Linked DNA regions of Homo sapiens: all the other regions are linked to region 5. A link is a loop called in an ENCODE intact Hi-C map of the cell type or tissue named here. Cell type or tissue: sigmoid colon. All regions are shown on one strand. Region 1 holds the start of LINC02843 (long intergenic non-protein coding RNA 2843). Region 2 has its middle 44 kb from the start of LINC02843. Region 3 has its middle 59 kb from the start of SPATA31C2. Region 4 has its middle 42 kb from the start of S1PR3. Region 5 holds the start of MIR4289 (microRNA 4289).

What was found. A loop is a pair of places that touch in the nucleus more often than their neighbours do. Peaks named below come from ENCODE experiments on the same cell type or tissue, not always from the same donor. Only the 100,000 strongest peaks of a DNase experiment are listed, where the experiment ranks them.
Region 1: it touches region 5 in a loop (2.4-fold over the local background); 8 of 110 quality-filtered maps call a loop at or near these places.
Region 2: a loop joins it to region 5, with 3 times the contacts of the local background. A loop is called at or near these places in 31 of 110 quality-filtered maps.
Region 3: it touches region 5 in a loop (10-fold over the local background); 2 of 110 quality-filtered maps call a loop at or near these places.
Region 4: it touches region 5 in a loop (3-fold over the local background); 3 of 110 quality-filtered maps call a loop at or near these places.

What each region holds. Positions count from the first base shown.
Region 1 is chr9:88,650,503-88,655,502 of GRCh38, forward strand. It overlaps LINC02843 (long intergenic non-protein coding RNA 2843), which reads right to left and starts at 1,658. Exons shown (of 4, transcript NR_144626.1): 1 at 1,459-1,658. LOC105376135 (a long non-coding RNA gene) reads left to right here and starts at 1,347. Exons shown (of 2, transcript XR_930098.2): 1 at 1,347-1,564; 2 at 1,687-2,371. RefSeq lists an enhancer at 1,327-2,526. In sigmoid colon, no CTCF peak of the experiment used is centred here; a DNase peak (open chromatin) is centred at 1,939; H3K27ac peaks cover 566 bases.
Region 2 is chr9:88,605,188-88,610,187 of GRCh38, forward strand. No RefSeq gene overlaps it. Among named protein-coding and RNA genes, the nearest start is that of LINC02843, 44 kb to the right of the region's middle. In sigmoid colon, no CTCF peak of the experiment used is centred here; no DNase peak of the experiment used is centred here; H3K27ac peaks cover 185 bases.
Region 3 is chr9:88,195,232-88,200,231 of GRCh38, forward strand. No RefSeq gene overlaps it. Among named protein-coding and RNA genes, the nearest start is that of SPATA31C2, 59 kb to the left of the region's middle. In sigmoid colon, no CTCF peak of the experiment used is centred here; DNase peaks (open chromatin) are centred at 1,967 and 3,488; H3K4me3 peaks cover 1,131 bases; H3K27ac peaks cover 278 bases.
Region 4 is chr9:88,947,108-88,952,107 of GRCh38, forward strand. No RefSeq gene overlaps it. Among named protein-coding and RNA genes, the nearest start is that of S1PR3, 42 kb to the right of the region's middle. In sigmoid colon, no CTCF peak of the experiment used is centred here; DNase peaks (open chromatin) are centred at 2,564 and 3,324.
Region 5 is chr9:88,743,433-88,748,432 of GRCh38, forward strand. MIR4289 (microRNA 4289) reads right to left here and starts at 2,473; the gene lies at 2,404-2,473. RefSeq lists an enhancer at 3,697-4,385 and a silencer at 4,282-4,576. In sigmoid colon, no CTCF peak of the experiment used is centred here; DNase peaks (open chromatin) are centred at 2,029, 2,379, 3,189 and 4,529; H3K27ac peaks cover 2,850 bases.

The DNA.
Region 1 (5,000 bases), 93 kb before region 5:
TTTCTTTTTTTTTTTTTCTTTTTTTTTTTTTGAGACAGAGTCTCTCTCTGTCGCCCAGGCTGGAGTGCGGCAGCATCATCTCGGCTCACTGCAAGCTCTGCCTCCCAGGTTCACGCCATTCTCCTGCCTCAGCCTCCCGAGTAGCTGCGACTACAGGTGCCCGCCACCACTCCCGGCCAATTTTTTGTATTTTTAGTTGAGATGGGGTTTCACCATGTTAGCCAGGATGGTGTTGATCTCCTGACCTCGTGATCCACCCGCCTTGGCCTCCCAAAGTGCTGGGATTACAGGCGTGAGACACTGCACCCGGCCCATTACGGGGCTTTTTTTCCTTCCTTTCATGCCTGATAATATTTGATGGGATGCCAAACACTGTAAGCTCTCTGGTGAAAACATAAAGGTTTTCTTGAAGTGAGGTTTGAACTGAATTTTGAAGGGTATATATGGCTTAAACAGTGAAATGAGGGGAAAAACATTTAAAGAAGAGGGACAAACGTGAAAGTAGCTGAGGCATAAAAGGCTATGTGTTTTTAAGAAAATAAAAGATTGCTGGGGTGACTAGGAGCAAGCAGTGAAATGGAGAATTGCATTCTATGTCTCTTGGGGTAAAGGGATGGGCAGACCATGTCCCACTGACTCAGGGGCTTTGTTAGGCATTTTGTTCTGTATCCTGTGAACAATAGTAATTCTTTAAGGGCTTTACTTAAGCTCAGATTTGCAGAAAAATCACTCTGGCTTCAATGTGAAGAACAGCTTGAATGAGCTTCAGAATAGAAGGGGTGTCGAGTTAGGAAGCCACTGTAGATTTCTGAGTGAGAGATGAGCATAGTTGGGGCCAGGATGGGAGCAGAGATGGAAAGAAGTGGGCTGACCTGAGATACAAGATGTGGGGTGACTCTTGACCCCTCCCGACTGCACCCTATGAGATCAATCACCAAGTTCATGTGAACGCTTTTCTAAGGGGAATATTATTTTCACAGAGTGAATACATTTTTTATTGATATGTTCATAAATATACTTTCTTACAGTTCTGACTATTGCATGTAGTACCTCAGAAAGGAAACCTATTTATTAACTTGTACCCAGAAATGACTCCTAGTGAATCTCTTCTGATATTTGCCCAAGAATTCCCCTAAAACACTCAGTAATGAAAAACCTCATTCCAAAGGCCTAGTTCAATATTCCTCAAACTGTAGTGTGCATGAGAATCACCTGACAAGCTTGTTCAAACAAATATTTCTGGGCCACATTCCCCAGAGTTTCTGATTCAGTAAGTCTTATTCAGTGACTTTTCACCTCTATCAAGTTCCTGGGTGATTTTGATGCTGCTGGCCCAGGGACCACTGTATGGGAATCACTGGTTAATCAGAAGCACTATAGCCAAGAGTGCTTCTCTTGGAGAAGGAAACACAGAAACTCTGTTCCTTTCCAGTGCTGTGACTTGGTCAAGTGACTCACCCCTCTGTGCCTTTGTTTCCTCATCTGGGTCTTGGTGAGGCTTAGAGTGAGGACTGTTGGAAAGCATTAGGACAGATGTATAAGGAGCATATACACGCTTTTATACGTAAGAAAATAAGTTCCATGTGCCTTGCATATTCTACAGTTCTCAGTGTATGGTGAGACAGATCCTGCTTTCAGTTCATCCTTGGTGAATGCTAGTCAAAATTCTATGTGATGTCACAACAGAAATCTTCAGTTAACAGTCGTGGAAAGGACTCAAGCTCTACTCCATCTCCACCTCCTTGGGTTTGGGTAAATTCTCAGCAGGATTGTGCATTAGGTGAGTGTCTGCTTCTCCCCTGGGTCCCCATAACTTTGCTTGCTCCTAAACAGGGAGTCACATCTGGGAAGAGACAGTAGATAATGGAGCCAGAGAGCTGACTCACCACGTGGGATGGCTGTGGGCAAGTTTCCCAGGTTGCACAAGCCACCGGGTTTTCTGAAACAGATGGAAAGACCGCCTCTGCAGGCCGCTGGCTGACTTCAAGATAGTCGTGCTGTATCAAGTGGTGTGAGAAGGAAAGACCCATAAGAGACTTTGTCATCCAAGTTTCAGATTCCCCTGGATTCCTTAGCGATAAGACATGCATGGCTCATTACATATTCTATTTATGAAATTTCTACGGGCAAAGACTCGAATGCCCTTTAACTGGGTGCGCACATGGGCATCGCATAGTTTTCCAGAGTAACCCAAGATACTGGGGTGGAGAGAAAAATGGAACCAGAAGACAAGCCAGCTTCTACCAAAGCCACCCAGCAGTCAGCCAGCCCAGACTCTCAAATCTGGACCTGGGGGTCAGCCCTAGGTAGACAGGCAAGCCATCTTTCAAAGGCTCCCATGTCCTCTTAATAAAGTGAGAGCCAGACATTAGCAATCATTCTCACAATTTTTAAAAACCATATTATCAGCTGTTATTTTAAATATCCCTAACCTAGTATAGTTAATAACAGAAACAGAAAACATTTAAGATTTTTAAGATATAAGAATTGAAGATCTTGAGTCAAGCTTTAAAATGAAAGTAACTTTGAAATGAGGTCAAAGTTAGAACATTCAGCAAGGAATCTTAATTAGAAAAGTATGACTGGGCAATACTAGAACAATTCTGAGCAAATGATTTTGCCACCAGGAATGGTAAATTCAAAGAAGGCAAATTAGCAGTAAGTTGCAGAGATGGCCACTTGAATGAAACACAAACAGGGTTAATTTTTTTCACTCGGTCAATTGCATTTCTCATACAAAGCTGAAAAATGCTCTCTTGTAATTCTCATTTTATAATAGCAATTCTTTTGTTTTGCATTGCCTGGCCATTGCAATCTGGACAAAGCAACTTTTCCATCCTATTTTAGTTCTCAAAGTATATTGATTTTTAATTTCCTGGAGCCAGTTTTCTACACAACAATATTTTATTCACTATGAGAAGTAGTGCCAGTTTTAAACATTTATAGACTTGTTTCTCCAGGGAAAAACATAAGCTAGAAAGAAAAACTAAAATTTCATTTGATGAGATTCAAATGGCAATTGGGGGTTTGAATGTAGAAGTGTTGTTTTCTTATCCAGAACAGTCACTGGAACTGCATTAAGGGAATGCTATCTGGTCAATTTTTGTTTACTTTCTGGAGATACGATATTTTCTGAGGATTCAAAACAAGTGGGAAATTGCCAAAGTCTTGCAAGCCTGATTTAAGAGACAGAAAAGAAGAGACAACATATAAAGTTTTCTCTTCGTGCATATGAACACACATATATCTTTAAGTTAATACATTAATGGATCATATTATAACATTTCTTTTCAAAAATTTTCTTTTTGTTCTTTGCTCTTCTTCTTCTCTTTCCTTTCCCAAACTTTCTCTCTGCCTTCTGCACAGGTAACTCATGATAACAGTATGTGGCCTATAATTTTCAGCTCACTCGCGCTTACCTGCATGTATGTGCACAGATGTTAGAGAGTGCTTTTCTTCATTTTTGTTAGAAATGGGATAATAAAACAGACTTTTTTTTTCTGCATTTGGTTTCATTTACTCTGTAATTGCTCATGGAAATCTCCCAGAGTCATCAATGTGGCTCTAATTCATTCTTTTCAGTGGCTGTGTAATAGGTTGTGGTGTGTATGAGCCAGAATTTCTTTCATCATTCCTCTGTCATTAGGCGTTTATTTGAGTTCCAGCTTTTTGCCACTGGGAACAATACTGCAGTAAATGCTTATGTCCTTGTGTTTTCATTGCAGTGGGGTAGATGGAGGTGGCTCTAGACATTTTAGTTCTGAGTTTAACCTCTTTTTGCTCATCTTTACTTGCTGTAGGGGCTGCAAAGATAAATAAAACTTAATCTTTATCAAGCCCTCATAGCTGAGAATGGCCATGGAGCTCAGTTTAAGGCAGGGAAGTGGCTTTGGCTGAGCCTCTTCTGATACAGGCTGAGCATGCCTAGTGAGAAAATCCGAAATCCAAAATGCTCCAAAATTCAAAACGCTTTGAGTGCTGATGTGATGCTCAAAGAGATGCTCATTGGAGCATTTCAGATTTTTGTGTTAGGGATGCTGAACCAGTAAGTGTAATACATATATTTCAAAACTTGAAAACAATCAAAATTCAGAGCACTTCTGGTCCCAAACATTTTGGGCGAGGGATACACACTCAACCTGTACCTCCGTCTTCCTGCTTGGAATGCAGCTGTTGCTAAAAGTGGCAGAGGTGAGAGAGAGAGAGAGAGAGAGAGAGAAATAAAGAAGGAGCCTGGTATGTATGATTTAGCCATGTTTCAACAAGTATTTCTGAGCATCTAATCACAAAGATATGGAATCATTCTAAGTGTCCATCAATGGATGATTGGATAAAAAAAATGTGTATATATATATGTAGGAATACTACTTAGCTATAAGAAAGAAGAAAATCATGTTTTGCAGCAACAAGGATGGAACTGGAGGCTGTTATGTTAAGTGAAACAGATCAGAAACAGAAAGTCAAATACCACATATTCTCACATAAGTGGGAGCTAAATAAAGTGTACACGTGGACACAGAGTGTGGAATAATAGGCATTGGAACTGGGAAGGGTGGGAGGGTGAGGAGAGTGAGGAATAAGAAATTACTCAATGGGCATGATCTACACTATTCAGGGGATGGTTTCACTAAAAGCCTGGATTTTATCACTATGCAATATAGCCACATAACAAAGCTTCACTTGTACCCCTTAAATTTATAAAAATAAGAAAGTGAAGGATAGAGATACCAAAGAAAGAGACATGGTCCCTGGCTTCATGAAATGTGTAAGTGCTTTGCAGGTGCAAGACGAGGTGGCATGAAGCCATGATGCACAGGGAACTAGAGCGATCTGGGGCAGGTGGCAATCACAGAAGCCCTAAAGGAGGGTAGTGTTGGTTAGGAATGGGAGGGAAGGAGCCTTCCAGAGAGAAGGAGTGCTATAGTGCTAGGACCTTGGCTTGTTTCTTGGAACAGAGGAAAGGTCAGCATGGCCAAAGCCCAGCACTGGAGGGGGCAGTC
Region 2 (5,000 bases), 140 kb before region 5:
ATGTCTTTACCTACTAAGGTTATTTTTCTGCTGCTGTGGTGGAATTGCTATTTTCAGTAGCTGAGAAAAATTCAATATTTATTTTTCTTGGTGGGAAATCCACAGTGAAGTAGGTGGTTCCTGGAAGCTGTTTATTCCCCCTATTGCATTGTCTTGAGCAAATGACCATGATTAATAATATTTAAAGGGATTAATCTCATTCTGCAGGAGGCAAGCAGTAGAGCAGATAGATATAAATAGAAATATTGAAACAGATATAAATATAGATATCTCTTGCCCATTTTAATTCTACATATTTACAGCTTCAGGGCATAATACAAATGGACAAAGAACCTAGCCAGCAGAAACCGAATAAAATTCCAACAGGGAGATTTATTACTGCCTCTGGAAGTAAATCATAGTTGATATTCTGGACTGAGTTTACTCTGAGCATGTGATCTTACTCAATCAGATCATGCTAAATATAGACTTGGAGAGGACTCATGGCAGAACGTTGACTGAGGCCATAAGCTGCCATCTGGATTTTTTGTATCTTTTTTCAGAAAACAGTGAATTCACCCCGGCATTCAGCTTCCGTAAGATCAAGCACAGAGGTCATCTGCTGCGGATTTGTAGAGGAAAGTTCACACTGCTGTGAAAATATATTCCCAGTTATATTTGAATTTCTAGTTTTAGGACAAAATTCTGCTATCTTTTTACAAAAAGCCCCCCCTCCCCTTACACCCCATAACACGCCACTCTTTATAGGATTGTCACTCATGATTATGATGACAGGAAGCATTGATGATGACTCATTGATTTTTTTCTATATGCCCCGAGAAGTTGGTGTGATCTTTCTGGAAAAGAAGACCTTCTTTGACACATAATGTTTATGAAAATATCAGAGGTTCAGGTTGGGTAATCTGTCTCAAACTCTCCCTCAAGCCCCTCTACTCCCTCTAGGAAGAACACAACACGAATCCTGCAGGATGACTGAAAACTCCTCTGTTGATCAGGGCATTCAGCAAGCAAGTCTGCACAGCCCTGCTCACAGTCACTCCACTCTGAAACCAGTTCTGCTTTGGGAAAATATTTCCTGGGTTTAACAAAGTCCCTTATGCTGACACCTGTGTATTTTTCTTTATTCTGCTTTAATGTGATGTATAACTTTAGAATCATAGAGCACTAGTGCTTTAACGGAGTTTAGAGCCTAGCCTTAGAATTTAACAGGAACAAAAGCTTGGGCCCAGAAAGCGTGGGTTCCCATAGCTAGTTAGTAGAATAGAGGCTTGGTCTCCTCAGCCTGCAGGGATTTCTTTTCTACCATTAATGGCTGTATTTGAAGATGTATTTAAATCCCTCCTCAGCCTCCATTTTTCAAGTTGAGATGTTCTTTAGTCTCCCAATAAGTATAATTTTCCGAACGTTAGATTCTTTTCTCATATTTTCTCCTTTCTCCATGTGCACATTAAATTATGGTGCCCTGTGCTGGTCTCAGAATAAGTAGCAGACTTTAACTAGTACTGTCTGGGATAGTATTATAATTCATAATAATCCATTGACTATGTAGAAATAGTTCTTAAGTTCTTAATTCATAACATGTCAGACAGTGATATATACCCTGAGGATATAGAAATGAATAACAATAAGGTTCATTCTTCAAGGACCTTGAAGTCATGCAGGGGAGATGTGTATTGAGTGGTTGACCATAGCTAGGTAGGAGGTAGGAGGTAGGAGGTGTTCATGTGTGTTTGGGAGAAGTGTTGGGGCACAAAAGAGGGTGTCCTTATATGTATAGGATTTTAAGAGAAATTTTAAGTCATTTTTTAGCCAAAAGTGGGGTGTTTTAGCTGGATCTGAAAGAATCCAGCAATGTTTAAGAATTGAAATAATGCTGTTACTATTATTTGTGTATATGTTCGTGTATCTTGGGTATTATTCGGAGTCATGGGATCACATCAGTTACGGAAAGATCACTTTGGTTGCAATGTGGATAACGGATTGAAGGGGAAAAAAAGAAGAAAATTCACTTAGGAGCCTAAAGTAACATTCCAGGAAACAGATGGTACAGATTTCGGCAGAGCTGTGACAGAAGACTAATCCTCAGGATTTAGTGACCTCTTGAATGCTGATTGTTGAGGAAGAGGTCAGCAGTGATTTCCAAGGTTGTGCTTTGGACAACTGGGTTGGACTATTTAATAATAATAGGCTTGTGGTTATTCTTTTAAATTATCAAATAATCATGGAATAGTAGAAGGTTTTGGGTGGAAGATAAGGAGTCCAATTCTAGCCACGTGGAACTTGAACAACTTGGAATTATCCAGTTTGCATTATCCAGTGGGCAAAAGGATACATGGGTCTGGAGGGCAGGGGAGGATCCTGGGATATGATATAAGGTGGCAGTTAAACCAAAATGTGGATTACTGTATTCAGGCAGATGTTAGAGTATGAACAGAAGAAGGTCACTTGTCAAAGAGTAGGCAGGAAGCCTCATGAAGGAGACTGGAAAGAAATGTTTGGAAGGCATGAGGAGAACCAGAAGCATGTGGCCAACAGGCCTCATGTCCTTGAGGGATCAAGTGACAGAAAGATTAAAATCTATTAAATTCTGCAGTGAACTTATAATTGGTGATCTTAGGGCAATTTATTGGGGTGTGGAAAGCTCTGAATCCAGAATGCAACACACCGAGGAATCAGTTTCTTCCTTTATTTAATTAATTAATTTATTTTTTTGAGACGGAGTTTCGCTCTTGTTGCCCAGGCTGGAGTGCAGCAGCGCGATCTTGGCTCACCGCAACCTCCACCTCCCAGGTTCAAGCGATTCTCCTGCCTCAGCCTCCCGAGTAGCTGGGATTATAGGCATGTGCCACCACACCTGGATATTCTTCCTTTATTCTATTGATATGCTGTGTTACTTTGACTGATTTTTATATGTTGGAACCACTTTCACATTCCTGGGATTACTCTCACTTGGACATAATGTATAATATCTTTAATATACTCCTGGATTCAGTTTGCTAGTATTTTTTTTTTTTTGGCGGGGTAGAATGCAGTCTCACTCTGTCACCCAGGCTAGAGTGCAATGGTGCCGTCTTGGCTCATTGCAACCTCTGCCTCCCAGGTTCAAGAGATTCTCATGTCTCAGCCTCCCGAGTAGCTGGGATTACAGGCATGTGCCACCACACCAGGCTAATTTTTGTATTTTTAGTAGTGATGATGTTTCACCATGTTGGTCAGGCTGGTCTCGACCTCCTGGCTTCAAGTGATATGCCTGCATTGGCCTCCCAAAGTGCTGGGATTACAGGTGTGAGCCACTGTGCCCAGTCTTCAGTTTGCTAGTATTTTGTTGAGTGTTTTGGCATCTACATTCATAAGAGACTTTGGTTTATAGTTTTCTTGTGATGTCTTTATCTGGTTTTGGTATCATGGTAATGCCGACCTCATGGAGTGAGTTAGGAAGTTTTCTCAATTCTATTTTTTTGGAAGAGTCTAAGAAGCATTTCTACTAATTCTTAAAAATTTGGTAGAATTCACCATCTGGTCCTGGGGTTTTCTTTATTGGAAGCTTTTGGAGGGTTGACTCAATCTCTTTATTTGTTATAGGTCTATTCAGATTGTCTGTTTCTTCCTGAGTCAATTTTGGTAGCTTGTGTGTCTCCAGAAATTGTCCATTTCATCTAAATTGTCTAATTTGTTGGCATACAATTGTTCACGGTATTGTTTTACAATGCTTTTAATTTCTCTATATCGTTAGCAACATCTCCTTTGTTCCTGATTTTAATAGTTTAAGTCTACTCTTTTTCTTTTTTCTTGGTTAGTCTAGCCAAAGTTTTCTCAACATTGTTGATCTTTTCAAATAACTATGTTATGTTTTATTAATTTTTTCCATTGTCATTCTATTCTCTACTTCATTTATCTCTCCTCTAATGTTTATTTTTTTCCTTCTTCTTGCTTAGGTTTAGTTTGCTCTTCTTTTTCTATAGTTTTTTAAAAAAACTTTTATTTTAGGTTTAGGGGTATATGTGCAGGATTGTTATATAGGTAAACTGTGTGTCATGGGGGTTTGGTGTACAGATTATTTAGTCACTCAGGTAATAAGTATAATACTCAATAGGCATTTTTTCTTGATCCTCTTCCTCCTTCCACCCTCCACCCTCAAGTAAGCCCTGGTGTCCAGTTGTTCTCTTCTTTGTATCCTTGTGTTCTCATTGGTTAGCTCCCACTTATAAATGAGAATATACACTATTTGGTTTTCTGTTTCTGCATTAGTTTGCTTATGATGATGATCTCCAGCTCAATTTATGTTGTTGCAAAGGGCATAATCTCATTCTTTTTTATGGCTGTGTAGGATCCCATGGTATATATGTACCACTTTTCTTTATTCAGTCTACTGTTGATGGGCATTTAGGTTGATTCCATGTCTTCGTTGTGAACAGTGCTGCGGTAAACATATGTGTGCCTGTGTCACTATGGCAGAACAAATTGTATTCCTTTCGATATATATCCAACAATACGATTGCTGGGTTGAATGGTAATTCTGTTTTCAGTTCTTTGAGAAATTGCCACACTGCTTTCCACAATGACTGAACTAGTTTACACTTCCACCAGCAGTGTTTAAGTGTTCCCTTTACTCTGCAACTTCACCAACGTCTGTTATTTTTTGGCTTTTTAATAATGGCTATTCTGTCTGGTGTGAGATGATATCTCGCTGTGGTTTTGATTTGCATTTCTCTAATGATTAGTGATGTTGAGCATTTTTTCATATGCATGCTGGCTGCATACATGTCTTTTTGTGAAAAGAGTCTGTTCATCTTCTTTGCCCACTTTTTAATGGTATTGTTTGTTTTTTGCTTGTAAATTTGTTTAAGTTCCTTATGGATTCTGGATATGAAACCTTTTTTAGATGCATAGTTTGCAGATATTTTCTCTCATTCTGTAGGTTGTCTATTTACTCGGTTGATAGTTTCTTTTGCTGTGCAGAAGCTCTTTAGTTTGATTAGGTCCCATTTGTCAGTTTTTGG
Region 3 (5,000 bases), 550 kb before region 5:
GGTTACAGAAAGAATGGAGGCTCAGAGCACGGCCAACGTAAATTATGGCAGTAAGAGATTATGGAGGGAGAGAAGAGGCCTGTCTCACAAAGGGGAGTCCTGTTATGTAGATGATGAAACCTCACAGGTTGCAGCTCTCGGAGAGAATACATGGTAAGAGTTTCCTTCAGACCTTTAAAGATGTTGGATTCTCAGTTAATCTTTTTTAGATCTGGATAAGAGAGGGCCTCAGAGGAGGCCTGGCTGCACCGTGCAGATTCTGCACAGATGCAAAGTTTCCCAGGAAAGACAGTTTTTCAGGGCTACTTCTGTTTGCAAGCCCTCTGAACAGCCATCTCAAAATACGTCAAAGAAGGATACTTTGGAGCGAAATATTTTGGTTTCCTTCACGATCCTCACTGGAACCCATGATAGCCCACATCCTGGCCCTGAAGTTTTAGGGTGTTAGGTAATGTATATAAACAAAATAAGCCAAAGGACACCTAAAAAACAAGCAGGCAATTTCTCAGCAACTTTATTACTTTTATAACGGGTTAATAATTCTATGGAGAGCCCTGGAATTTACTACAACTTTCTGCCTTTGTTTCTTATAGAAGCAAAGGGAGTTACCAGTAAGGTAGTAATAAATTCCAAGAATCACTTAAAGATTGCTTTTATCCATGAGAAACATACCTCAATAACATGTGGGGGCCAAGGCAGGGCTTTCCCTTTGACCCTCTCTGAAGTTTCACTGAAAAATCAACTTGCAAAAGGCAGATTAATAGGAGAAAAGCCATACAAATTCATTTAACATGTATACATCGGGGGCCTTCTGAATGAAGACCCAACTTCCCAGTGAGGTACAGAAGCTTATATACCATTCTGAGGTTAGGAGACAGGAATAACAAGGGTGGTTGCAGGAGAATAGAAAATTCCAGGCAGTGGTTTCACATGGCTAGCAAAAGGAAACTGTAGAAATAGCTGCAGAAACTATGGGCTGATAAGACCCTAAAAGCCAGGGTGCGGACTAAGCTGGGTGAGACTAACCGGACTCAATGTGGCACTGGATTTGACCTAGGTTTCACCTAGAACCTCATTATACGCTCATTAGCATACAAATCACACACCCACCAGCACCATGACAGTTCCAGGAACATCCATATTTGGTGTGAAAATGAGTAGCACTAGAGTTCCAGAACATCTCCACCTTTTTCCAGGAATCTTCATGAATATTCCATCCCTTAGTTAAAGAAACCCACAAAGGCAGCCCCTCCAAACCCCTTTGCATGTGACTGTCTCTTGAGTACACCTGCACTCCCCTTTCTTGAGTGTGTACTTTTCACTTTGCAATACATTTCCGTACTTGGACTATTTTCTGACTCAGCCTTGAATTTATTCTCACTGGGGTGGAGGTCCCACTAGCAACTGGGGACTTCCCGCAGCCCACTGATGTCAGTTACAGAAAGAATGGGAGCTTGGATCCTGGTAAAACAGGTTATGGGAGTGGAGAGAAGAATTCCATTGAGGGGCAATAAATGATTACTAGAATGAATGACTGTATGGGAAACAGAAATTAACTTGTAAATAGTTCTCTTTGGAATTTAAATGATCCCTGGAGCAAGTTATTATCTTCTTTTCTGTAATGGATAAGGAGATAACAGGGAAGACAGCAAGAATAATTGTTCTCCTTGGTGAGTCTGTCCTACCTGTATGTATAGATAGGAGAAAACCAGTGCTTATTGATCTCTAAGGGTTTTTAATTTAAAATACTCATTATACCAGGGACCTGTATTTTGGAGTGAAATACTTTGAAACAACCAAAGGCAGAGAGATAGTCCCAAATTATCGATGAGAAGATTAAGTAAAGTGGGCAGAAGAGAAAAAGATTATATGTCTATAATACTGCTACCCTTCCATTACTTCTCACATCGGGCAGAATTAAGATATTTCCCAAGACTGAGACACTCATGGAAGGCAGCCAGCCGTCACCACAAATCTTCATAAGCTCACTGCAGCTTTCCTGCTGCTACACACAGGCACATTCTCTCCCCCTCTTCTTTTTTTTCCTTCCTTCCTTCCTTCCTTCCTCCCTCCCTCCCTCCCTACCTCTCTTCCTCCCTTCCTTCCTTCCTTTCTTCTTTCCTTCCTTTGCTGAGTCAAACTCAATTGTGTGTTACTTCTACAAACATTTTGTTATAAATATTTTCAAACATACACAAAAATAAAGGAAGTATAAAATGAATCTTCACGTATTTATTACCCAGTTTCAAGTATAAACATTTTGCCAATCTTGTTTTATCTACTCTCCACCCCTTCCTCTCCTCACCACTCAATGTTTCTCTGGATCATTTTAAGGCAAATTCCAGGTTTTCAGTCTTAAATGTATCACGTCTGTCTAAAAATAAGCACTTAAAAAAAACCTAATCACAGCACATTATCATACTTTCCCAAATTAATATTTCTTGATTTCATCTAATACCCAGTTTGTTTTAAAATTTTCTCAAAAATAACTTTATGCAGTTGGTGTGTTCAAATAGGCTCTATGCAAAGTCTACATCGTGCATTTGATAAATCTCTTAAGCTCTTTCAATATGTGATACTTCCCCTTCTTCTTTCTGGCTTTCAGGCCATATGTTTGGTCTGCTCAATTTTCCACAGTCTGGATCTTGATGAATTGCATTCTTATGGTGTAACTAACACATTCTTTTGCTTCTTGTATTTCCTGTAAGCTGATGTTTACATTTAGAGGCTTGTTTAGACGCAGGTTTGAATTTTTTTAGCATGAAAGTTCCAGTTGCACTGCAGAATGTCTGGTGATCCCAGGTTTAGCACTTTTGAGGTTGATCAGTTAAAAAGTAGCTGTTTGGGAGGCAAAGGGCACATGTTAGTCGCCTTTGCATGCCCATTGTCAAGCACAGCATTGTGCCTAGAGCAATCCCTGGCAATGTTTACTGAGTTGAAGCAGTTGATGAAACCCAGATTTGTGAGACTTCAGATACAAATCTTCTATTCTCAGCTGAGATGCCTAAACTTTATTAATTCACATCTGTATGTTGTAAAAGTTCTATTTTATTTTACGACCTTAGCCAGTTTTGACCAGTTCACCTTGGCTGCGGTTGTTTCTGTTTCATCTTTTTCTCATAAATAGTGTCAACCTTAAATAATGAGATTCAGAAAATATGACTAAGGATAGAGTTTATTCGAGTGCAAAGCTTGAGGATAGCCACTCATGAAGCGTCAGCTCCAAATGAATATGGTCAGCATTCCCAAGTGGAGAAGTTAAGGTTTCACTTTTACAGACAGAGACAAAGACATTTTCAGAGGATTACAACATTTTCTATAGGAGACCAGTGCATACATTAAAGCAATTTGATTGGTCACAGATTGCTACGTGCCAAGGAAGATTACTTTATTACTCAATGAGGAGGGATGGTGATCTGAGGAGGTCTTCTCTCTCGTGCTGTTTGGTCTTCTTAATTATTCACAGGGGGAAAAAAAGGCGGAAGTTGCCGCTGCACGTGACTCAGGCTGCATAGCCACATTTGTCTCAAGGCTCAGAATAACTTAAAGTTCCAACAACTTGAAGTTTGAATTATTTAATTTCACAATAGAAATTAAAACAAAGATTTTAACGTTTCTTAATAAGAAGAAGCCATCTTCATGCGAATTGTGAAATTTTTAAATTAAATATATTTTTAAAGTTAGTAATTTACTCAAGCGTTGTTTAGACATTGTTTTAGAAACTGGTATCTTGAGTGTCTATGCTTGTCATCTTTCATGATGAATGGTCCCTGTTTATTTGCAAAACTTGCCAATCTGCCAAAGCTTTATTTGCTGGGAAGTTAGCATGTCTGGGAAAGTAACACTTTCTTTTTGCTTTAGTAACGTATAAATATTTTTAAAAAAGGATATACATATTTTTAGGAAAATATTCTTAGCAAACCCAAGATTGAGATCTATGAGTTCATTTTTCCCCTATTTTTCTACACCTTTAAAAAAATTCCCCTTTGGAGATTGAAACAGGAGAAAGGGTAGGGCCCAATATCACACAGGGACAAGAGTTGAGCCTGGGAGAGTCTTGTATTCAGGACCCAAACTGGGTGCAGGGCTGGCTCATTAGGAGTTGAAATGCCTCTGCACCAGTCACGGGTGGAAATAGGTGCATTCACATGAACATGGTTGCATCAGCTTCATCCACAGGAGCCCTGAACCCGTCATTAACCTGTGATCTGGTTGGAATCTATGTACCCTATGGGTCAATGTGAAATTACTTCTCAGGGAGGCAACCACAGCTGAGGGAGTCCACAAGGTAAAATTTCCACAGAAGATAAACTCACATGTAAGAACTGCAAAAAACATACAAGAATGTCTAGTATTGTGACAATAGTAAACCCAGGTCTGCTGCATACAGACCGTACAATTGTAGGTGTGTAATTCACATTGATCACAATTGCACACTCATACACACACCCCATGCAAAACCTTACGGTAGGAATTCTAAAGTGACCTGATAAAAATATTGAATCCTCAAATTGATAACGTAGAGAATGACATTTGTGGAACAAGAACATTCAAAATTTTTAAATGCCATTATGGCAAGGGAACAGATGAGTATTTTTAAAAAATCAGATCTCTGGCCTGGAGTGGTGGCTCACGGGGCCAAGGTGGGTGGATAACTTGAGGTCAGGAGTTCAAGACAGACCAGGCTGGCCAACATGGTGAAACCCCATCTCTACTAAAAATACAAACATTAGCTGGGCATGATGGCACGTGCCTGTAATCCCAGCTACTCGGGAGGCTGAGGCAGGAGAATCACTTGAACCGGGGAGGTGGAGGTTACAGTGAACAGAGATTGATCCACTGCACTCCAGCCTGGGCAACAGAGTGAGGCTCTGTCTCAAAAAAAAAAAAAAAAAAAAAAGAAAGAAAGAAAGAAAAGAAAGAGGTGATTGGGAGCTCTAAGAAGAAACTCCTTTGACTCCGATTTTGGGGAAGGAAAAAGTATTAGTTATCTCTGAGAT
Region 4 (5,000 bases), 200 kb after region 5:
TAGTAAGTCTTTTTTTTCAGAATATAACATTGCATTCATTTAACACTCATGACTTGTGTAGAAAAATTAATACTTGTAGCACACTTTGCCTCTTTTGATTTTTAATTATGTTTTATTTATTCTATTTAGTATTTATGGTCATATAACAATATAATTATACATATTTATCATTATTAAATATTGCAGGTATATGAAAATGAATAACATATAATAAAATGAGCATCCTACCTGCCTGGAACACCACCTCCCCAGCAGAATCTCTCTCTGTGCTCCACAGAGGTCACTTGCGTCCCCATTGTCAGGTCCCTCATTCCCAACCATTTTTCATGCTGCATTTCCCATGAAATTTGCTAGAAGGTTCTGCGTGTTTGCTTTGTATGTCTTTAATGCTTTATAAATTGTGTCATAACACATGCATTCTTCAGCAACTTGCTTTTATCCTTGAGCATTTTGTTTGAGAGACTTATCTACATTATTAGAAGTAATCTAAGACCTTGTGTTTTTACTACTTTGGAACTATACTACCATTTATTTATCCAATCTCCTGTTGATGGACATTTGGCTTGTTTCTAGCTTTCTGCATTTAAAAATTGCTGCTACAAATCTCTTTGTGTGTGTCTCTTGCTTAGTCATAGACTTTCTCTAGGAAACAAACCTGAAAGGAGAATTGCTGAGACAAAGGGCTTACATGTTAGGAAAGTTTTTTCAAGTTTGTTTATAGTAAAAATTCCCTGGGTGTATCACAGATGAGAAGGCAAAGATGCATTCACAGCTCCCAAACTCACTGCTCCTGCAGGAGTTTTTGCACATGTTCTCAGGAGGGGCTTTGAAAACACATCATATAAAGATTCAATGACGGTTGGGCTCAGAGATTTGGGGATTTTCAACAAATCATAAAAGTCTTACTTGGTTTCAAACAAAATGAGCACCTAATTTAGGCATGAGTCAGCAGAATTAAGTGAAGGAGGTAGGAGACAGTGGGGATGGTGGGGGAATAGTTTCTCCTGGTCCCGAAATCATTATAAGTAGACAGTCACTAACCCTGTCCCATGGGGCAGGAATCCAAACAGGGCAAGATGAGCAAAGAGGGCTGTGGGGCTATTGCCATAAGATGTGTGCTCATGTGTGCCCATGTGTGTGCCTGGATGTGTGTGTGTGCATGCATGTGCATGTATGTATGTGTCTCTGTGTGTATGAGTATGTGTGCATGTGTGCAGACATGTGCATGTGTGTGCACATGTATGTGCATGGGTATGTGTGCAGGCATGTGTGTATGTGTGCACGCATGTGCATGGGTATGTGTGCATGTGTGTGCCTGGGTATGTGTGCAGGTGTGCAGACATGTGCATGTATGTGTGTCTCTGTGTGCATGAGTATGTGTGCATGTGTGAAGACCTGTACCTGTGGGTATGTGTGTGTTTGTGCATGTGTTTGCGTGTGTGTGTCCATGTGCATGCACGTGTGTGCATGCATATCCATATGTGTCCCTGTGTGCATGTGTCTGTGTCTGTGCGCACAGTGTGGGGGAGGGGCAGGGTGTCACTTGCTGCATCTCTTCCTATCAAAACTCACCTTCCATTTGGCTAATAGATTCTTCTATCTACTTTTTCAGCATTAAATTTTTAAAAAACTTTTGTTATATTTTGGGGTGGAGGGGACAGGATCTCACTCTGTCACCCAAATGCAGTGGCACAATAATGGCCCACTGCATCATCAAACTCCTATGCTCAAGCAATTCTGGCCCCTCAGCCTCCCAAGTAGCTGGGACGACAGGCGCGTGCCACCATGCCCTGCTATTTTTTTAAATTTTTGGTAGAGATGGGTTCTCACTATGTTGCCTACGCCTTACCTTGCCTCAAGTGATCCTCCCGCCTCAGCCCCCCAAAGTGCTGGGATTACATACGTGAGCCACCACACATGACATCTTTCAACATTTTTAAGTTACTTTTTAAGTTACTTCTTAAGTTACTTCTTAAGTTACTTCTCCTTTGTAATGGGAGAGAGGTGTTAGTTGATTTCCTCTGACTTTGGCTAATGCCTGCCAGTCTCGATTCATCAGAAATAATGATGAGAAGATTCGAATGCTCTCAAAGCCATTCCTACAGAGCCAGCCTCCTCTCTCAGGCTGTGATATTGTCTCTTATGGGTGAAGGTTTGGGTGCGGGAAAATTGAATTAGATGAAGAATATTAGCATCTCCATAAAATGAAATTTGCCAGAGAAGAATTCTTGAGTTTATGGAAAGGAAAACAGGGGAAGTTATAATGGGGTGCTGACACAATGTTGGTGCTGTTCTGAGTGTGTGTGTTCTGCAGTGGAGCCACATGCAGAACGCTGAAAGTCCCGATGGCCTGACAGCCGGGAGACATCCCTTCTGGAAACGTGCCAACTCCTCAACCAAGATGGAGCATCACTTCCTGAGAGGCTTTTGTTTCAGTCTCCCCCATGCTGGCAGGTTATTGTTCAGCATCTGGAATCTGACCCTGGAGACAGAGGCGCCGTTTATTTTCAGACTCAGCTAATCACCAAGGCCCACACCCGCCTGATGGGGAAAGTGCAAAGGTGGGAGAGACTGTTCCCAGAATAGAAGCGTTTGCTGCTAGTCCTTCCAGAAACGTTGCCAAGTACAGAGCTGAATGCAGACTGGATTTCTTCAACAGCTTCACCTACACTCCACAAATCTCTTGTCACTTCTTTCCCCAGTGCTCATATAAATACACCATGTATTTTATAATGTGTATATGAATTCCCCAAGAGAAATCTAGTTCAAACTTTCATATTGCAAACATGCCTGGCCAACACTTTGGCACTCTGTGCACCCGAGTGTGTCCATGTTAAAATGCCTACTATTAAGGGATTACTTTGCCCCCTTTCAATTTTATAGATATGCAAACTTGAGTGTGAAGTGGCATGTCCAAATTAGTGCCAGCTCATTAGGCCAATAAAAGCTGGGAATCAATCTCATTACTGTTTTTGCCCAGTTCTGAAGAAGCTTCCAGCCACCAACCTGGTGACTCAACTAGCAACTGAGAATCTTCATGCATCATCCACACCCAGTGGGGCTGTTTACACACTCCTGCCTCCACCACAAGGCCCTGCAGTCACACCTTCATCACACTCCAGCCAAACACCCAAACGAAGAGGGTCACAGATCTCTTTGAAACTTTGATGAAAGCAACCAAAAGCAAAGGCATTTGCTCACAGAAGCATTTGGCATACTTGCCCTAGAATGGCCAGTGGCATCTTCTCAGCCAAGCTTAGCAGCTGGAGCTGCCCCTTCCTCCCCAACCAGAGCCGCTCCATGACCTGACTCTGCTCAAGAGATGTGCCCTGTTCCCAGAGAGGCTCAGGCTTTCCAGCAAAGTCCGCAGGGCTGCCTGCAGCCCCTGCTTAGGGTTGGGCTGGCCCCCTCCTCCACTCACTACTTCATGCACAGCTATAATCCCCTGGGCCATGAGAGCTTGTTCACACATCTTCATTGTTCATGTCTTTCACAATAGCATAGTTGTGAAACAGTCCTGTATAAACACATCACAGACAAAGGCAAACAAGACAAAAACAGTTTCAAAAACTTTCACTTAAATGTGCTCACTGTCATAAGTTTAAAATTATTGAAAACATCATGAATTTAAAAGCCCAGGAAAACGAAGACTCGTCTATTATTTTGCCTGCAAGAAGCACACACCAGTGAGATCGTCCAGTGTGAGTCAGAGTATTTAAGGAGTAGCTCTTCAAACACTTCGATTTTTATCCCCATTGTTTTTAAGAATGGAGAGAAATGGATTGCGGTAAAAAGACGTCACTGTCCACTAAAAGTCAAAATACTGCATTTAAACTCTTCACGGCAGGCACGGATTACTTAGAATACTTTTTGTGAGGTAAACACCATGGCAGAAAATTAATGAGTCATACTAGCTAGGGATAACAAACATGGCTTGATTAGCTGCAGATAGTGAGAATTTCATTCCTCATGCATTAAGGGCTAGTTTCCTAGAGAGGAGGATCAAACAGAAACCAGTAAAAGTCCTTGGGTTGTGAGTTACAGACCTGGCCTCTGGGAGATGGGCTCTGGGCAGATGCAGAATGGCTTTTGACCTGCTTTGTGTTACATAGAAAAATGTGTGTTTGGAGGATGGTCAAATCAAGACCTCAGTTTAATGATTTCACCTCATGGGCACTGTTGTGTGGTCATTGCCTCATGCTGTGATCCATGCATTGTGTGTGTGTGCATGTGTGTGTATCTGTGCATGTGCACATGTGATTGTGAATGCATGTGCAGACATGTGTGTACATGTGCATGTCCTTGAGCAGATACATGCATCCAACGCAGTTTAACAATGTCTCCCACCTAACACTTCTCCAGATAGCTGCACAGTTGTGTTGCTCCCATGGTGTCACTGATGTGATGGTTAACTTTATGTGGTGGCTTGGCTAGACTATGGTGCCCACATGTTTGGTCAAACACCTGCTGTATTTTTAAGAGTTGATTAACATTTCAACCAGTAGATTTTGAGTGAAGCAGGTTCCTTTCTGTAATGTGGGTGGATCTCATGCAGTCAGTTGAAGGCCTTAGGGGAAAACCGACCTCTCCCTAGGAGGAGGGAATTCTGCCCCCAGACTGCCTTTGCCTTTGGACTCCAGCTGAAGCATCAAGTCTTCCACTCTTCCCTGGTCTCCAACCTGCTGGCCTGCCCTGCAGATTTTGTACTTGTCAGCCTTCACTATCACATGAGCCAGTTCCTTAAAATAAATCAGTATCTCTGTCTACACACACACACACACACACACACACACACACACACACACGCATCCTATTGGTTCTGCTCCTCTAGAGGACCCTGACTAATACCCAGCACCTTTCTATGGGTAGAAGTCAAGCAATGTTGCCAGCAGTGATATTTGGCCAACTTCATGGTCATCATGAAGACCATCATGGGAGGGTCATCACCTTGTTCCTGGCCTGTGCTATGATGCATGGGGCTTGCTTTCTGGGGTCTGCTA
Region 5 (5,000 bases):
GGCTAATTTTTTATATTTTTAGTAGAGACAGGGTTTCACCATGTTAGCCAGGATAGTCTCGATCTCCTGACCTTGTGATCTGCCCTCCTCGGCCTCCCAGAGTGCTGGGATTATAAGCATGAGCCACTGCACCTGGCCCTGGACTCTAATTTGTTTGAGTTCAGACAATTAAGAAATAATAGTATTGTTTTTGTTTTTAAAGAAAGGATAAGAAGAAACGTGGGCCTCTAAAGATCATCATGGCAAAAGGTAGCCCTGCTTGCCTTCCAGTCAAAGCCTTCCCGGCTGGTTTGTGCAAAGCTCCAGAGCCGCCTGCTGCTCCTCCCCTGAAATGCTTTGCTTGTTTTCAGAAGTGCTGCATGGAGGCAAGAGGCTCTCTTCTTGGTTTTCTAAATTCACATCTATCTTAGGAAGGGGGTGGAACTGCACACCCTGGGCTTCGCTGTTAGTGGGAGATGACGCGGCCATCCCTCATCCCTCGGGATTGTGGACAGGGTGCTGGCCTGCAGAAAAGGACATACTGGGGCTTTATTGCTTCTGGGCTGGGAAGCGTTTCAGGGCTCCGAAGCCCACACCCATCTGAGGAAGCGCTGCTGCACTGGCCTGGGCCTTGGGCAGGTGGCATCAAATCCGATGCTGGGCTCTCACACGCTCTGCTGGGGCATTATGGACCATCTTTGCAGTTTGGCATGTTCCAAATTAACAAGGGCTCTGCTCTGTGGCCTCTTCCTAGCTGTTGATTCTGAGTGAGTGATCATTTTAGTAGAATTTAGATGTTCCAGCCTGGCATTCTGAGGGCAGCTGTCCTTAAGTAGAGCAGAGACAGAGATGAAGCTACAGCTGCAGTCTGTGATCAGAGCCAAAGCACGTGGACCTCCTGCAGCCCCTAACCCTTCTGCGTCACGAGCACCCTAAATTGCAGAAGGAAGCTGAAGGGGCAGAGGGGATATGGTGATTTTAAACTGTAAGGAACTTCAGGGCAAGTTTTGCACTGATTGGGTCTTTGCAATGTAATTTTTCTTAAAAAGCTTGTTGTAAAAGCATAATTAGAATGTTTTGCACATTTCTTTCTATTCAATGGAGAAATTGCACTGGGTAGATGTCACTCAGAATCCAGTTCTGGCCCTTTCAGGGAGTGAGACTTTAAAACAAGTACACAAGGTCCCACTACTCTTGGTGAAACTAAATGGGGCTGCTCAACTCCATTCCCAATCCCCATGGAAAGTGTGTGGTGAGCTTTCTCAAGTAGCAGCAGCCGACAGTATTAACAGCATCTCTACATTGTAAATACATCCATGGAGGGAGAAGGGAGGAGCTCTGTATAAACAGGAAAGTATAGAAGGGGCAATCAGGGCTGAGCTGCACCTGGGTCAGTAAGGTGGCTGCTCCCTGAGTGCAGAGACACAGCCTGTCCTGCCAGGAGCATGAAACCTATTCAATCAACATTTTTGTATGAATGTGCATCAGTGATCCTCAAGATATTAATAGGAGTTTCAGGGGACAAAGGCATTCTAGCGGCCCAATGAGGAAACCCCACAGTAAACAGGCTTAAATTCTTGTAGCATCTGTAATGTTCTGTGGGCATCCAAAATCCCAAATGTGTGTTCAGGGACACTTCCTCAGTGTCCCTAAACACACATTCTTTGGAGAGGGGTCAAAAGACTTATTAGTCGCTCCCAACAGAAGTGTCCAAGGAACACAAATTCAGAAAATAGCAATTCAGCTGCACTTCCTTATTTGCAGGTGAAAGCCGCCATTTGGTTTAATGGGAAGAGGTGGTTTTGGAGTCAGAAGACTGAGACTGGGATCTGCCTCCTAAGGATGATGGGTATTGGAAACTCACGCCTATGTATCCATTTGTACATTTGAATAGGGGTGTAGTTGTGGCAATGATCTGTAGCTTTTACTGAGCACAAGGTAGGGTGCCTAGAACTCAGGAAGTGTTTAATAAATGATAGCTCTTGAAATTACCAATGGAAAACTGAGTCCTGGTGAGAACCAACTGGCCCAAGGCCAGCCAGTAAGGGAGGTACAGGGCGGAGCTGGGTCTGGGTTTCTTGCCTCCCCATCAACATTCTTTTTACTGTACTACACTAACTGAGAATAGAAGTTGTACATAGTTGTATTTCTCTTATAAGGATAACAAATCAAATAGATGTTGCCAGATGTTTCTGTTTCACAGAAGAATGAAGTTAATGGTTGTATATCAGGGCTCAAACCTAAGATTTAAAGAGAGATTGCTGAGCAAGAGCAGCCATAAAAGATGTCTATGTTGGTATTTCAGCATTCCTGGGCCGCATAAAGCACCATTTGGTCACATCTGGTCTCCATCAGGCCTGAAGTGTTACATAAATACATGCATGGTTTATAGGGTAAGGAGGCCCTGTTGAGACTGGCCAGATGTGATCTGTTTAGGCTCTGCAGACAGGGCCCAGGAAACTGCCTGATAGCCCTGCACAATGCCCTCCCAAGGGACAGAGCTCTCTGCTGCCATCAGTGCATCTAGGGCAGAGATACCATGCTAGCTGCTGTCACTCATGTCCAACATGCTTGGGTGTTCAACCTCCCTCTGTAAAAGCTCTTATTATAGACAACCAGTGGAGTTCAGTTCAGAAGTTAGAGAACAAAATGCTTTAATGACCTTGTGGGCTCCATCCATCCATCCATCCACCCATCCACCCATCCACTCATCCATTCATCTACCCATCCACTTCACCCACCCATTCATCTATCTACTCATTCATTTATGCATTTCTGCAATCATTTACCCACATGCCCATTCATCCATCTACCCATCTATCTCCATCTATATTCATCCATCTTTCTATCCATCTATCCATCCACCTGCCTGTCTGTTCAATCTGTCCATCCACCTATCCAACCATTCATTCTTATCCATGCACCCACCCATCCACCCTCCCATCCAGTTATTCAATGAATATGAGCTCCTTGCATGTGCAAAGCACTAGTCTAGGCGCAGGGAATCCCGCAACAAACAAGTCAGGCATGGAGCTGACATTTGTATCATGTTCCAGAGGGGGAGACAACATTGAGTAATTCCACAATTATTCATTGGCTAGGGTAATAAACTCTCAGAAGAATTACAAAATGCTCCAAGAGTGTGTAATAGGAGATGCCTCCTAACTAGGAGGCCAGAAAAGGCTTCCCTGACGCAGTGGGAGTGCCGTGGGGCAGCCCGGAGCTCTGGCTACAGCCCTGCACCCACCCTGGCTACTGCTTGGTTGGTTTTGTTTTCCCCAGGCCTGCCGATTTTACAGTTAACTCTTTCCTCCATATCATAAGCTTCCAAAACAAGGTTATCCCTTGTTTAGGTAAAACCATTAAAATTTTCCTAGTATCAAGTCCCCCAAGCAATCTAACTAAAAGATTGAATCACAAAATAGAAAAGTCCCTTCTACCACAGCTAATGCTGGAGGAGAATTCCAGGGATCCCTGCACAGCAGTCTCAGGGCAGCATGCCTTCCTCCCCAGGCCACCCGGGGCTCTGAGGAAGGCTGTCAGACTTCGGCCCCTTCCTGTATACTGAGCTCCTGACCACAGTCTTGTGCCGGTTTTGCTTTTTTAAAAGGGACAAGCAAACAGGAATCTTCCCCATGCCTACCCTCACTCGTGCACACAAAGTGGGCCTGGCTGTCATTTCCTCCTGGGGTCTGATCTCTGTTTTATGCTCCTGCTTGTTGATTCTGACCCAGGTAAGCCACACAGGGAAAAGCCATCTCCCTGCTCCTTGCTTCGGGGCAGCAGAGCCATTTCACACACACAAACACCCTGCACCCCAGCTGCCTGGTTTCAGTGGCTGCTTGCTTATGGCCAGACAGCCGAAGGCCAGGCAGGGCCCGGCCTCTGTTCTCAGGTCTCAGCAGTGATTATGCATGCGAGGTAATTACACTGGTCTTGTTTCCGTGCTCTAGGCCTAAGCCTGGATATTCAAGGAAGGGAGCCTCTGGTTTTTTGCTACGTTATAATTTCTTTGTAGGGACAGGGCTCTAGGCGACTCCCAAATGGGCTACCTGTGCCGTGGCCACTCATTTCCTATTGTGCAGAGTAGCAATTACACAGCCAGAGGCTGGCCATGGGTGGGTTTGTTCTTCTCTGTGACATGTATTTTGTGAAACAGAAGAGAGGTCCTCTGTTTCTGAAAGCAACTCTTAAAATAAATACACCAGGCTCCTCCAAGGAATATCTGCATGAGAAGAAGTAAGCTACTATGTCTAGTGGCTCTCAAAGTGTTTTGGCGGGTTGGTCAGTCGGTCCACACAGGGAGAGAGGGGCAGGACAAAGGCCTCACCTCCCACTCAACACTTAATCCTGGTCTTGGGAAAGTTAGCGTTTGCCCACAGGTGACATGTTCTCAGGGCCTGACTACCTGCGGGTGGACACCAAGGATAAGCTGTGTCTTGAATTTTTTTAAAGCTTAAAAAGAAATTACTTCCAGCTGTGCATCATGAGAAGACACTGGTTGGTGTGTGTGAACCGATTTGCAGCACAAAGGGCCCCAGAGTACTTGGCTGGGCCAGATAGTGATGATGACTCATGCTGTCTTTACAAGATACTGCATAAACCTAGAGCAAGACAGAAGTTCCTCCCTCCCGACTCCACCCCCTGGCTTTATTGAGATGTAATTGACAAATAAAGCTTGTATACAGTTAATTGTACAATGTGATGATTTGATGCATGTGCATATCATGAAGTGACGGCCAAGATGAAGCTAATCAGCACTTCCACTGCCTCACATGGTTACCATTATTTTTGTGTGTGTGAGGACACTTCAGTTCTACTCTCTTAGCACATTTTCAACATACAGTACAGTATTATTAACTATAGTTACCATGCAGTTCATGGATCCTCAGAACTTAAGTATCTTATCACTGGAAATTTGTACCCTTTGACCAAAATCCACACAGTTTTTTCCTACTCCCCAGCCCCTGGTAACTGCCCTTCTACTTTCTGCTTCTAAGAGGTCAACTTCATTAGAGTCT